Regions from separate parts of the Homo sapiens genome. Here regions 1 and 3 are each linked to region 2. The links are chromatin contacts, found by Hi-C in ENCODE. All regions are on one chromosome and are shown on one strand. The core of a region is the stretch at or near the end of the contact, and the rest is flanking DNA. Distances in the headings are between cores, read along the strand shown.

Region 1 (3,753 bases), core at 1,129-3,628, 340 kb after region 2:
GAGGTTTTTTTCTCTTCAATTGGTAATTTACTGTGAATTACATTATTAGATACTTTCATTCTTCCATGTAAGACAGCAATGATCTAGGCACTGAAGAAAGGAGAGTGTGAAGAGTTAGGAAGCATAAATTGGTAGTATAGAGGGCTGTCTGCTGTGAGCATCTGTGAAACAGTTCAAGTGTTTGTCACAAAGACAAATGTGGTCTTCTCTATAGTTTTATAAGGACTACTTTGGGCTTTTTCTCTTTCTGGCTGTTGCCTCATCATTAGCCATGAAGATCATGCACACAAGTCCACAGCAGTCTCAGATCCCCAGGCTGCTGAAACGCTGCACCTGGGAGTGCGTGCCCCTGCCCCTCCAATGTGCCCTGCATTTCTGGGCATCTGAACTTGAACTTCTGGGATTTCTCATCAGCTCCACCCCCTGGGGCTCTCTGAAGATTTTTTTCTTTCCACTCTAATTTTTCTTTCATAAAAATTAAATACCTGTTTTAAAAGTAATGATTTCTTTAGAAAGGACATTTCAAGACATTTAAGCAAGAGGTGTATAATTATAGAGGTGTTATTTAGAAGTCATAAAATTTGAGCACTATTTATAAAGGTAATGACCACAATTTAGGCTGTCATCAGGCTGGGCTCAGAATTTAGCTCGCAACAATAGATGTAATTTTTATATATCTACTTGCAACAGAAATCATAATCAATGTTGAGGATTGGTTCTTCTGAAGCAGAACTGAAAACTTCTGTCCTTAAGTCGCCTAAAGAAGCTAAAGTGAGTGTCAAACCCAGTTATGTTTCTGCTCCAGAGAGTCCTTGGCCAGAGTTTGGACCTGTGACACTTTGTGTGGGCTGGGTAGAGCCCTTTCAGCAGTCTGGGAGTGTCTCCCGGTGTTACCAGGGCAACATGAGACCTTCAATTCTTTGTTGCCAGATCAGAGAACAAAGAAGACATGATTTTCTTGGCTGGCGACATGACTTCTCCTTACTCTCTTGTCTGCACCCTGATCTTTCAAGTCCATCGGTTCCTCATGACAGCATGAAATTTGCAGAAGAAACCCATATTTTTTTGCCAGAGATTTTAATTTTCCCCATCATTTGAGTTTCAGTCATAATACTAAATGTATGAAGATTTGATATTCACTTTCTGTTTTTTCTTGTTCTTTATGTTTTATTTGCTAGTACAATGCATGCAAACTTGTAAAACATGTTACTGTGTTTAAGACTACCATTTATGTCCTCTCTTTCTCATGGAGTCGGCAGTATGTGCAAAATAAACATTGTATCTGTTGCAGATGAAATATTCTGCTTCCTTCCACATGAACCCTAACAGAGGTGGGGAGGGTTTATTTTGTTAGGGGTCATTGACAACAGAACAAAGCTAACTGAAGCTCATGGATTGTTAGTTTTAGAGAAAGAAGTATAAAAATTTCAACTGATTTGTTTTAAAAATTAAACACATTTTAACATGTTTATGTTATGTTTATTTGTTAAACATAAGAGGCTAAAAAACAATTTTGTTTCCTTGTGCTGGCTATTTCAAGAAAAGGGAGAAGGGAGAAGAAACCCATGGACTTGAGAGATGGGGGTGCAGATAGGGGAGTCAGGAGAAGAGGCAGAAAGGGGCCCATGGGTCGGGGGTAGAGAGAGGGAGAAGAAATACAGAGAGGAGAGTAATCAAGTAGAAGAAAAAGAAAAGGGATGGGACAAAAGACTACATAGAAAGAGAGGCAGGACAAACTTTCAGTAGTTTTTGAGGTGAGCACCAGAGAGGACTGTGAGATTCACAGCACCTTACTCATCTTGATTAACAAGCCCCTAGCACAGAGCACAGTGTGCATTCAAAGCCCCTCCTTTGTTTGTTGAAGGAAATGATATCCTATTATTCACTTGAACTATGAACTTCAGAATATCATTCCCTGTTATCTCCTTCTGCCATCTGCTATGAACTCCCTTCAGGACTGTAGCTTTCCCACCGACCTTCTTGTCATTGGGAACTGTCTGCCCTTCATTCCTCTGGTCTAAGTATAAACTCCGCACTCATGTACTTAATTCTCATTCTTTCTATCATTCTCTGGCACTTTGCATCTACAAATATCCAACTCTCCTATGAATTTAATCTGCCTTTCTACCTCTTTGTTTATAAATATATTCTAGTCTCAACCATTTTCAAAACAAATAACAAACACCCCACCCAAATGCCTCCCTTTTCCCTGGATCGCCATCCTTTAATGTCATCCTATGTCCTTCCTCTCTTCACAAACCAGCTGCTTCTAGGAGTATTCCATGTTTATCTCTCTTTCATTCTTTCCTCCACCCACTGCTATCAGGATTCTTTCTCCACCACGCCCTTGAAATTTCCTTTGCTAAGGGTAAGAGTCACCTCCTGTCTTAGCCTATTCAGGCAGCTATAACAAAAATACTGTCAACTCGGTGACTTATAAAGAATGGAAATCTATTATTTCTTACAGTTTTACAGGCTAGCAGGTTCAAGATCAAGGTGTCTGATGAGAGCCTGCTTCCTCATAGATGGTGCCTTCTCACTGCATCCTCATGTGGTGTAAAGGACAGAGGGCCTTTCTGGGGACTCTTTCATAAAGGTATTAATCCCATTCACAAGGGCTCCACTCTCACGACCTAATCATCTCCCAAAGGCCCCACCTCCAAGTACCATCACTGTGGAGATTTCAATATGAATTTTGGGGAAAGTAAACATTGAGACCATAGCACTATCTAATCGCTAAATCCAGTGACTTAACCCCCAGGGATTTCTCCCACACCTCTGGCTGTGTCTACTCAGCCCCTTATGATAGCTTCAGTTTCTCAGATCATCCCTTAAATGAGAATGTTACCCACAGCCTTGTTCTTGATCAACTCGTTTTACAATGTGTATCCAGCTGCTGTAAATACCACAATAATGCCAGTGAATCTCAAGTCCCTGTGTCCAGCCCAGGGCCATCTCCTGAGCCCCAGTCACAGAATAGTGATCCCCTGCTGGGCTTCTGCACTTGACCATCCCTTGAACACCTCAAACTCCACATGATAAAAGGGAATGTGCTGTCACTTCCCTGATCCTGACCTACTATGTCCCTTTGTCAGTAAACCTCACCAGACTTCTGACATCACTGTAGGAGTCATGTTGGACTACCCCCTTTCTATCGCTTTCCACATTTGATTAATCACCAGGTCCTACTCATTCTATTAGTGTAAAAGTAACCTGCCACCACCTGGAGCACCATGTTTGCTCAGTACAGCATCATTAAGAGAGAAAAAAAAAAAAAGGAATGTAAATCTTTATTGTAGTCTCCTCCAAAATACCAAAGGTAATTATATAGTATGACACATAGCAAAATGGTCTAAAATTCTCTTATCCACCCATTTCTTCAAAAAATCTATTACTTTTCACAGCATAGTAGCTGAGCTATCTCACTCACACACTCTCTCCTCTTAAAACAGACTCAAGATCCCTACTTAGAAGGCTAGAGGAGGGCTGAAGGCTGCAAGTATTCATGGAGGACTATAAATTTTATTCTGCCACATATATTTGCTGAATTATGAATTATCTCCATGTGTACTATTTGACTCGTTTTCTCCCTTACAACCTTGTTGCTGCCATACACATTCAAGTTCTAATCATTTTTCTTTCTTCTCCATTCAGATAACTTTTCATTTGCCTGTTTGTCCCTCATCTTTCATCTCTGTAATTCCTCTTCCACACTGCCACTCATGTCATCTCTAGAAATCAGATCTCTGAATG
Region 2 (4,251 bases), core at 72-2,571:
ACTCTGCTAGCTCTGGCTTCATCCCCAACTACTGCTGTTTATCCCTCATTGGATGATTTGTGTCTCCCTATTTTGCTAGAGGCATAAAGGACTTATGGATATCAGATAGATATTGATTTGCTTCTCCCTTCAACAATACTCTACGTAGGCAAAAACTCTTTACTGCAGTTTCAAATAATGGCTCCTTCAGCGTAGAAATGAATCACAAAACTAGGCAATTTTGCTAAGCTTTGTGAGGTAACTTTCCAATTAGGCCTGGGAAACAGCTTTTTCTGACACAGAAGTATTATATGTTCACTGTAAAAATAATTCAAATATTCACAAAGGAAGAAAACAACTAAAGGTGATTCTGTTGATCTTGTTCATTTCCTTCACAGAACCTATCCTGACTTGTAGTTATATTTTTATTGATTTATTGACTTGTTATCTTTCTCCTGCTTACTATAGTAGATCAATATACTATCACTAAATAAAATGATGTTTGGTTTAAAGTGATCTGCAATCTCCCTCACTCCCTCTAAACCCACACACACATCCCCAGTCTCCTGGGATGGTTTACTTTTTGTGACCTTTTCAAATGTCACTTCAGTTCATTGACTTCAACCGTCTTCATAACTTCACAACTTTAAAAAAGTAAAAACACAGATTCATTATTTTACCCATTTAATACATATGACAAGTCCAAGATTTTGGAACGTGCTTAGGGAAACCAGTAGGAGCGCTTGATTTGCTATCTAATGATAATCTAATAAGAAAAAAATCGCCATACACTTTAAATAAAACTCCCCAAACAGAGGTCTGAATGTTACATATACCTTCTTACTGCTATAAAGCCAAACAGCCTTTGCAAGGAGCAAAGTGTGATCAGAGCTCCTGTGCAATAATGAATCTATACACTATTATTCTTTATTTCTAGATATGTACAATTTTTATCAGTTTTATTGTTATCCTTTATGCAACTTATAATGTTTCTTTTATAGGATTCTTTTTTTTTTTTTTTTTTTTTTGGAGACAGAGTCTCACTCTTGAGATTAAAAGCGTGTGCCACCACACCCAGCTAATTTTTGTATTTTTAGTAGAGATGGGCTTTCCTCACATTGGCCAGACTGGTCTCGAACTCCTGACCTCAGTTGACCCACCTGGCTCAGCCTTCCAAAGTGCTGGGATTACAAGCGCGCGCCACCACATCCAGCTGAAACTACTTTGGAAGGACCATTCTTATAAAAGAAGCAGGTGAGAAAGAGAAAACAAAAATCCTGGTTTTGGTGCTACTTACCTATTTGGCCACTGGGGGCCAGAGTAGATCTTCCTAAAGTCCTAAATTCAGGTAAACAGCGTATGACTAATCCATGCCCAGCTGCATACTAAAGCAAGAATGGTAAGGACACTAATAAAGCAGTCTCTATGTTACCCTTCATCTTTCCAAATGTCTCCCACTACATTGACTTCAATGGCAAGGATCTTACAATTTTAAGAAAAAGAGTCCTTAAAATGCCTACTTAATAAGTACAACAAGCCTCAAGTAATTTGTACTAAATTTTCCTTTAAACAACTACTTTTATTATATTTTTTGCTTTCTCTTTCTCTTTCCCTTTCTCTCTCCTATTGGTGGTTACAAGAAAGTAACACAATCATAGTGTCTATAACATCTATCCTCAAAACTGAAACATAAAAAGTATTAAATCTTTTTTTTTTTTGAAGAGACTGGATCTGGCTCTTTTGTCGCCCAGGCTAGAGTGCAATGGTGTGATCATAGCTCACTGCAGCCTTGATCTCCTGGGGCTCAAGTGATGCTCCTGCTTCAGCCTCCTGCGTAGCTAGGACTATAGGCATGCACCACCATGTCCAGCTAATTTTCTATTTTTTGTAGAGACAAGTCTTGCCCAGACTGGTCTCAAACTCCTGGCCCAAGCAATCCTCCCACCTTGGCCTCTCCAAGTACTGGGATTACGGGCATGAGCCACCGTGCTCAACCAAGAAAAACCAAAATCTTTTATCTTTCTCAAACCTAAAAGCAGTATAACACACACAATCTATATTTTGGAAGTTTTTAAAATATGTTTTAAAAAATTAAATTTTATATTAAGGAAAACACATTAACATAGTAAACTTACATCTACATAAAATGGTTGGGAAATGGGCTTACATTGACTAACACAATATTATTGTGTGCTGGGTATTATATATAATGCAGTGGAGATGTCTCTTCTTCAACCCTTCCGAGTTAAAGGTGCCCAATTAGGGTAATTCCCAGCCTCTCTCTACCCCTTTAACTCACTCTAACCATAGGAAGTAGATTATTGGTATGGACTGAATGTTTGTGTAGCCGCAAATTATTCTGTTAAAGCCCTAACTCCTGGTGTGGCTGTACTTGGAGATGGGGCCTCTAAAGAAAGTAATTAAGTTAATTGGCCAGGTGCGGTGGCTCATGCCTGTAGTCCCAGCATTTTGGGAGGCCGAGGCGGGCTGATCACGAGGTCAGGAGATCAAGACCATCCTGGCTAACATGGTGAAACCCCATCTCTACCAAAAATACAAAAAATTAGCTGGGCATGGTGGTGGGCACCTGTAGTCCCAGCTACTTGGAAGGCTGAGGCAGGAGAATGGTGTGAACCCGGGAGGCAGAGGTTGCAGTGAGCCGAGATCGTGCTACTGCACTCTAGCTCAGGGGACAGAGCAAGACTCTGTCAGGAAAGAAAGAAAGAAAAGGAAGGAAGGAAGGAAGGAAGGAAGGAAGGAAAGAAACAGAGAGAGAAAGAGAGAGAGAAAGGAAAAGAAAGAAAGAAAAAGAAAGAAGGAAAGAAAGGAAGAAGGGAAGGGAAGGAGGGAGGGAGAAGGAAGGAAGGAAGGAAAGAAATAATTAAGTTAAATAAGGTGGGTCCCAGATCTGGTAGAATTAGTGTCCTTATAAGAATAGACACCAGACACTCTGGAAGGCCGAGGCTAAAGGATCAGTTGAAGCCAGGAGTTCAAGACCACCCTGGCCAACATGAGGAAACCCCTTGTTTACTAAAATTACAAAAAATTAGCTGGGCGTGGTGGTGCATGTTTGTAATCCCAGCTACTCCAGGTGTTCCAGAGGGTGAGGCACAAGAATCGCTTGAACTCGGGAGGCAGAGATTGCAGTGAGCCAAGATCACACCACTGCACTCCATCCTGGGCGACAGAGCCAGACTCTGTCTCAAAAAGAAAAAAAAAAAAATACCAGAGAGTTTGCTCATGTATGCTCTCTCTCTCTCTCGTGTGCGTGTGTGTGTGTGTGTCTCTCTCTCTGTTGTTCCCTGCTCTGCTCCTCCCTCACACTTTGCTCCTCTAACCATGAGCATGTGCTAAGGAAAGGCTATGAGCAGACACAGTGAGAAAGTGGCAAGCCAGGAAGAGAGCCCTCACCAGAAACCAACTCTGCCAAACCTTGATCTGGGGTTTCTATCCTCCAGAATTATATGAAATAAATTTCTGTTGCTTAAGCTACCCAATCTGTAGTATTTTGTTATGGCAGCCTGAGCTACTAATACAGTTAGTAAATGTGGAAGGAGTATGTTGGGTAGGCTTGGCACACCTCTGTCCTTCTCTCTGGATCTAGGTGCCCACAGAAGCTGGTTCTCCTCCAGGGGGGATCGTCCCTCCAGTTGGGGAGGAGATTGAACATTGCCTGTGATTGATAGGTAAGTCCACCTCATTCTTCAGCTCCATCAGCAGCCCACTTATCTTTCACACATACCCACATCCGTTGACTTTGTTACTATTAGTATAAAAGGTGATATTTTGGCCTCTATCTGACTTGCTCTTCATTTTCTTTCCCAATTTTGTTACCACCAGGGTGGTCAAGAAGGACTGCTATTTGTTGAGCCCACTCTAGACCTCATGTACACATGGATTACAATACAAAACAAAATGGATTACAATACAAAATGTGAAAAACATCTAGAATATAATACTCTTGAAATTCAGAAGGCCTTTGGGTCATGATTCTCTTTATCATCATATTAGGATTAAGCTTAATCTCTGCTGGCCCTCTAAAACCAAGTAAGTTTTCTGTTTTGTTTTGTTTTTTGAGACGGAGTCTCACACTGTCACCCAGGCTGGAGTGCAGTGGCGTGATCTAGGCTCACTGCAACCTCCGCCTCCTGGGTTCATGAGATTCTCCTGCCTCAGCCTCCCGAGTAGCTGGGATTACAGGCACACACCGCCACACCCGGCTAATTTTTTGTATTTTTAGTAGAGACAGGGTTTCACTACGTTGACCAGACT
Region 3 (4,102 bases), core at 1,451-3,950, 290 kb after region 2:
TTCTGTGGATTAGAAACCATAGTGCGTTAAGATAAAGAAATTAGGTCAAACTAGCCATAGTGAAACAGGTTCAAATTTTTATTTTTTTTTATTTTTTAAGAGATGGGGTCTCACTCTGTCATCCAGGCTGGAGTGCAGGGGCACAATCATAGTTCACTGCGGCGTCAATCTCCTGGGCTCAAGTGATCCTCCTGCCTCAGCCTCCCAAAGTGTTGGGATTACAGGCGTGAGCCACTGTGCCCTGCCAAAAAGTTTTTTACATGTTGGATTAACACAACCATTTAATTGGTGGCCTTCATATGGTCAATGGAAGCCAACACTGCTTAAAGAATAAGGAATAACAGAAGGCTAAGTACACATTTGGGGACTTTAAAAAAATCACAAAATATTTCATTGAAAGCAACTTTGTGTTTTTAAAATCAGGAAAAGCTTGCTGTTCAAACTTCTAAAATGGGTTTTTGAACACAATGCAAATAGTTTAGAGAAAGAATAATAATTTAAAAAAATGCCTGATCCATTTCTCTAACGAATGATCAGGAAAGCAGAGGCAAGAGGTGACTTTAATTTCACAAGCAAATACATACGCATGTGCACATTTATACGTCTATTTTCTGATTACGTCATACTCCAGGCAACAAGGGGGCCTGGTCAATGTAGAACTTCTCAGACACAGAGCTGCCAGACAGTGTGAGAGTGGAACCCAGATGCTGAGCTTGCCAACACCTTACTGGGGAGAGAATGTCAGGTGCAACCGAGAGACAACATTAGATTAGCTGTGCACTTTGCAAGAAGAGGGGAAGAGGACAATACGTTCATCCTGAGAGCTGCTTCTGAGAACCTCAGGGAAGAAGTCTAGAACCCTGATCTACATAAAGTGACAGATGACGGACTCGCTGTGGAGGACTCCTGAAGTAGTGTCCCTGATTAGAATGCTGATTTCTTCCCCAAAGGTGATGTGGGCACAGAACTGAGCTGTGTGAATGGGAGGCCAAATAAGCTCTGCTGAATTTGCTCTGGCAGCCCAAGTCCTTAAGGTGAGGCCTGTCTGGCTGCTGCTGCTGTTACCAGTCTTTTAGTATGGTTAGTCATTTCTCTTGTTCCTGCTGCTGTTAAAAGAGCTTTTCCTGTTTTTCCTTCTGCCTTGAAGCTGGCCAGACATCTGTGGAGTGACAGGGCCTTTCCAAGAAGGCAGAGTCAGAGTGATGAGGTCCACACAGGTCAGTGAGATGAAGACACGAAGGAATATGTAAGCACCCAGGACTCGGTCCCAGTGACAGTTACTTGTTAAGAGGAATGTGTGACAAACCCCACTCCTGAGCCCTTCTGATGGCATCAGAAACCTGGGGGAAATATACAGAGTTTCTTCTGGGAGGTGACTAGCTGGTGCCATTAAAACATCTATCCCAGTAGGGCAGGGCCTGGGGTCACCTCCCCGCCATATTCTAAAGAATCACATCCTCTTGCTGGAGCAGCAGGTGTTGCAGAGGTGTGAAGGGGGCCAACACAGTTTCTGGGCAGGAAGTCCAAGCTGCTGGCCTTTCTGGGCAGGGTGACAACTGGAGGGAAGTGTGCAGCAGCATTCTGCCATTGCTGGCAAGTCTCCGTGAGGGTGGGAGGGACCCCAAGATGGTGAGTTGACTTGGATGCAGTGCCTATCCCTGTTGCACTCCCAAAGCTGCAGATGGAAGGAGCAAGTGTTTCTCAGCTCCTCAGGTTTGCGTCTGTCCTCAAAACATGGCTCCCCTTCTGCCTCCTTTCTTGCAGGTTTAAATCTCCCGCAGCCCCTCTCCTTCCTGTGTGAATGCAGAGTTGGCTCTACAGAGGGTGAGTGGAGCATCTGGCAGTGGTTACTTTGCTGTGGTCACTGTAATTTTTGTGAAACAGCACCAAGATTGATCGCTCCCTCCCCTCTCTTAATGTTGGAGGTTCAGAAGACAGGGATCTGGTCTCTCCGAACCACATCAAGGTCATCATCCAAAGTTAACAAAACCTGAAGTGAGAGGGACAGAGAAATGAAAGGAATGGACAGTCACTGTCACACTAAGTCCTGTTTTCTCTCTGAGATGCACACAGACTGGAAACTGTTAGTTCCCTCTCATTCTCATGCCTTCTGCAGCTCTCTGCAATCCTTTGCTCTTAATAGGCACTTATTATAATTATACAATTCATTTGTCAATTAAATATTCATGAAGGTTTATGATGTGCTATTCCAGATGCTATGGAGATATAGTTGGTAATGAAAGAGACAAAAATCCCTATTCTCCATGTAGCTTACATTCTAAAGAGGGCTTTAGACGTGAAACAAATACATGAGTAAAATATAGCATGTTAGATAGTAATAAGTGCTAAGGATAGAAGTTAAATAAGGGAGGAAATACAGGAAGTATCAGGTGTGGGGAGGTAAAAAATTTTGATAGGGTGGCCTGGGAAGTCATTACTTAGGGGACATTTAGGTCAAGAGTCAAAGGAATAAAGTCCTGTTGGATAGAGTATTGCTATATAAGAAATGTACCCTCCTCCTCCATTTCTAGTTCATTTGACTACTACTGCCCCACGTGGAATCTTTAGTTCCACTTTTGCTGTCTCTGTCTCTCTCATGAAGGTGACGATCAAAAGTAAAAGACGTAAGGACTGTTTATACAGATTGGCCAAGCTTCCCAAACTGGCCACTAGAGGATAGCCCTGCTCCACTCTTGAAGTCATATGGCCTGCCTGAGCCCGCTTTGCGTGGAGCCCGGGCATCTAGTAGGTCTGGAGCCCGGGAGTCTAGTAGGGTTGTTAATTGTCAATTGAACCTGCCTACAGGCACCATGGACTTTTAATTGGGAAAAATCAAAGTTAGGATTAAAGGATGGAACTATAATCCAGGGTTGATATAAATACTCATGGCTTCTGAGAAAGGGTTGGGGCAAAAAAATAGAGAAACTACAGGAGAGATTTGGGACAGACTGGTCAGAAGGCAACAGACACGTGGCTGCTACCCCAAGCCACTTAAGGAATATGTAAAATATTTGTGAAATATTCAGGGAGACTGGAGGAGGAGGAGGAGGAGGAGGAATGTGAGTATGGCATAAGAAGGAATAACCCAATGTTATCGGAATTGCTAAAAGTGGTTCCTGGGGGAATTCTGGGCATGTGGGTCTAATAACCAATTCAGAACAAACGTGCTGTGCAACTTAGGGAAAGTAATTTTGTCCCTCTGTGTCTAAAGATATTGAAGAGTAAAAGAAAAACTAAAGATCTAACCAAAGGATATAAAATTTATGAAAGAAATAAGATGGTCTGTACATTGAATTACAAGGAGGAAATGGAAAGTAAAATTAGAGAGGAATATAAAAAAAAGTAAGGAAGAGCAGAAGAAAAAGAGAGTACAAGATGTAAAGAGAGAAGAAAGTCACAAAAAGATAGATATGAACTCACCAAGAATGAGAAAAACAGAGCAGTAGCAGAGAGGAAGTGCCAGATGTCATGGTCATCGAAGAAATCCAGCAGAATGCACTCGCGGTTCTTCTCCCGGGATTCGGCCGGAGTTCCCTGGAGGAAGGTGAGGCAGGACATGGGCAAGATTCCCACAGTTCAACTGTTCAAAGAGTTGAACGTCCAGAAAGCCACAAAAACGCTACTAGATGTCTGGTTCGAAAAGTTAGCTTCCAAGAAAACATCCATCCACACAAAAACCTGTACACAAAGACCTCAAAAGCACAGGCAACCAAAGCAAAAATAGAGAAGCGAGATTACATCAAGCTACGAAGCTTCTGCACAGCAAAGGAAATGACGAACAAAGTGAAGAGACAACCCACAGAATGGGAGAAAATATTTGCAAACTATCCATCTGACAAGAAATTAATAACCAGAATATATAAGGAGCTGAAAGAACTGTAAGGGAAAAAAAATCCAATTTAAAAATGGGCAAAAGATCTGAATAGACATTTCTCAAAAGAAGACATACAAATGGCAAACAGGCATATGAAAAGGTGCTCAACATCATTGATCATCAGAGAATGCAAATCAAAACTACAATGAGATATCATCTTACCCCTGTTAAAAAGGCTCGTATCAAAAAGACAGGCAATAACAGATGCTGGCGAGGATGTGGAGGAAA

The links. Hi-C counts contacts between places; a loop is a spot of excess contacts on that map. Pooled maps may share reads with other maps.
Region 1: a loop to region 2 is called in a pooled map, with 5 times the contacts of the local background. The contact joins two enhancer-like sites. A Hi-C loop is called at or near these places in 2 of 37 single-sample maps with no recorded cell type and 8 of 50 pooled maps.
Region 3: a loop to region 2 is called in a map of MCF 10A, with 4 times the contacts of the local background. The contact joins two enhancer-like sites. A Hi-C loop is called at or near these places in 1 of 168 maps with a recorded cell type or tissue (MCF 10A), 3 of 37 single-sample maps with no recorded cell type and 7 of 50 pooled maps.

What each region holds. Positions count from the first base shown.
Region 1 is chr3:113,572,521-113,576,273 of GRCh38, reverse strand. All of the region lies in intron 3 of SIDT1 (SID1 transmembrane family member 1), which reads right to left. Among named protein-coding and RNA genes, the nearest start is that of SIDT1-AS1, 17 kb to the left of the region's middle. Within about 2 kb of position 2,378, at least 2 of the 41 ENCODE cell types and tissues checked have a DNase peak (open chromatin) inside an H3K27ac peak, as active enhancers do.
Region 2 is chr3:113,910,186-113,914,436 of GRCh38, reverse strand. The region is part of intron 9 of GRAMD1C (GRAM domain containing 1C); the gene reads right to left. Among named protein-coding and RNA genes, the nearest start is that of ZDHHC23, 36 kb to the left of the region's middle. Within about 2 kb of position 1,321, at least 2 of the 41 ENCODE cell types and tissues checked have a DNase peak (open chromatin) inside an H3K27ac peak, as active enhancers do.
Region 3 is chr3:113,625,534-113,629,635 of GRCh38, reverse strand. SIDT1 (SID1 transmembrane family member 1) reads right to left here. Exons shown (of 25, transcript NM_017699.3): 24 at 3,421-3,534; 25 at 61-1,990. The coding sequence ends at 1,928. Among named protein-coding and RNA genes, the nearest start is that of MIR4446, 33 kb to the right of the region's middle. RefSeq lists a silencer at 2,583-2,682. Within about 2 kb of position 2,700, at least 7 of the 41 ENCODE cell types and tissues checked have a DNase peak (open chromatin) inside an H3K27ac peak, as active enhancers do.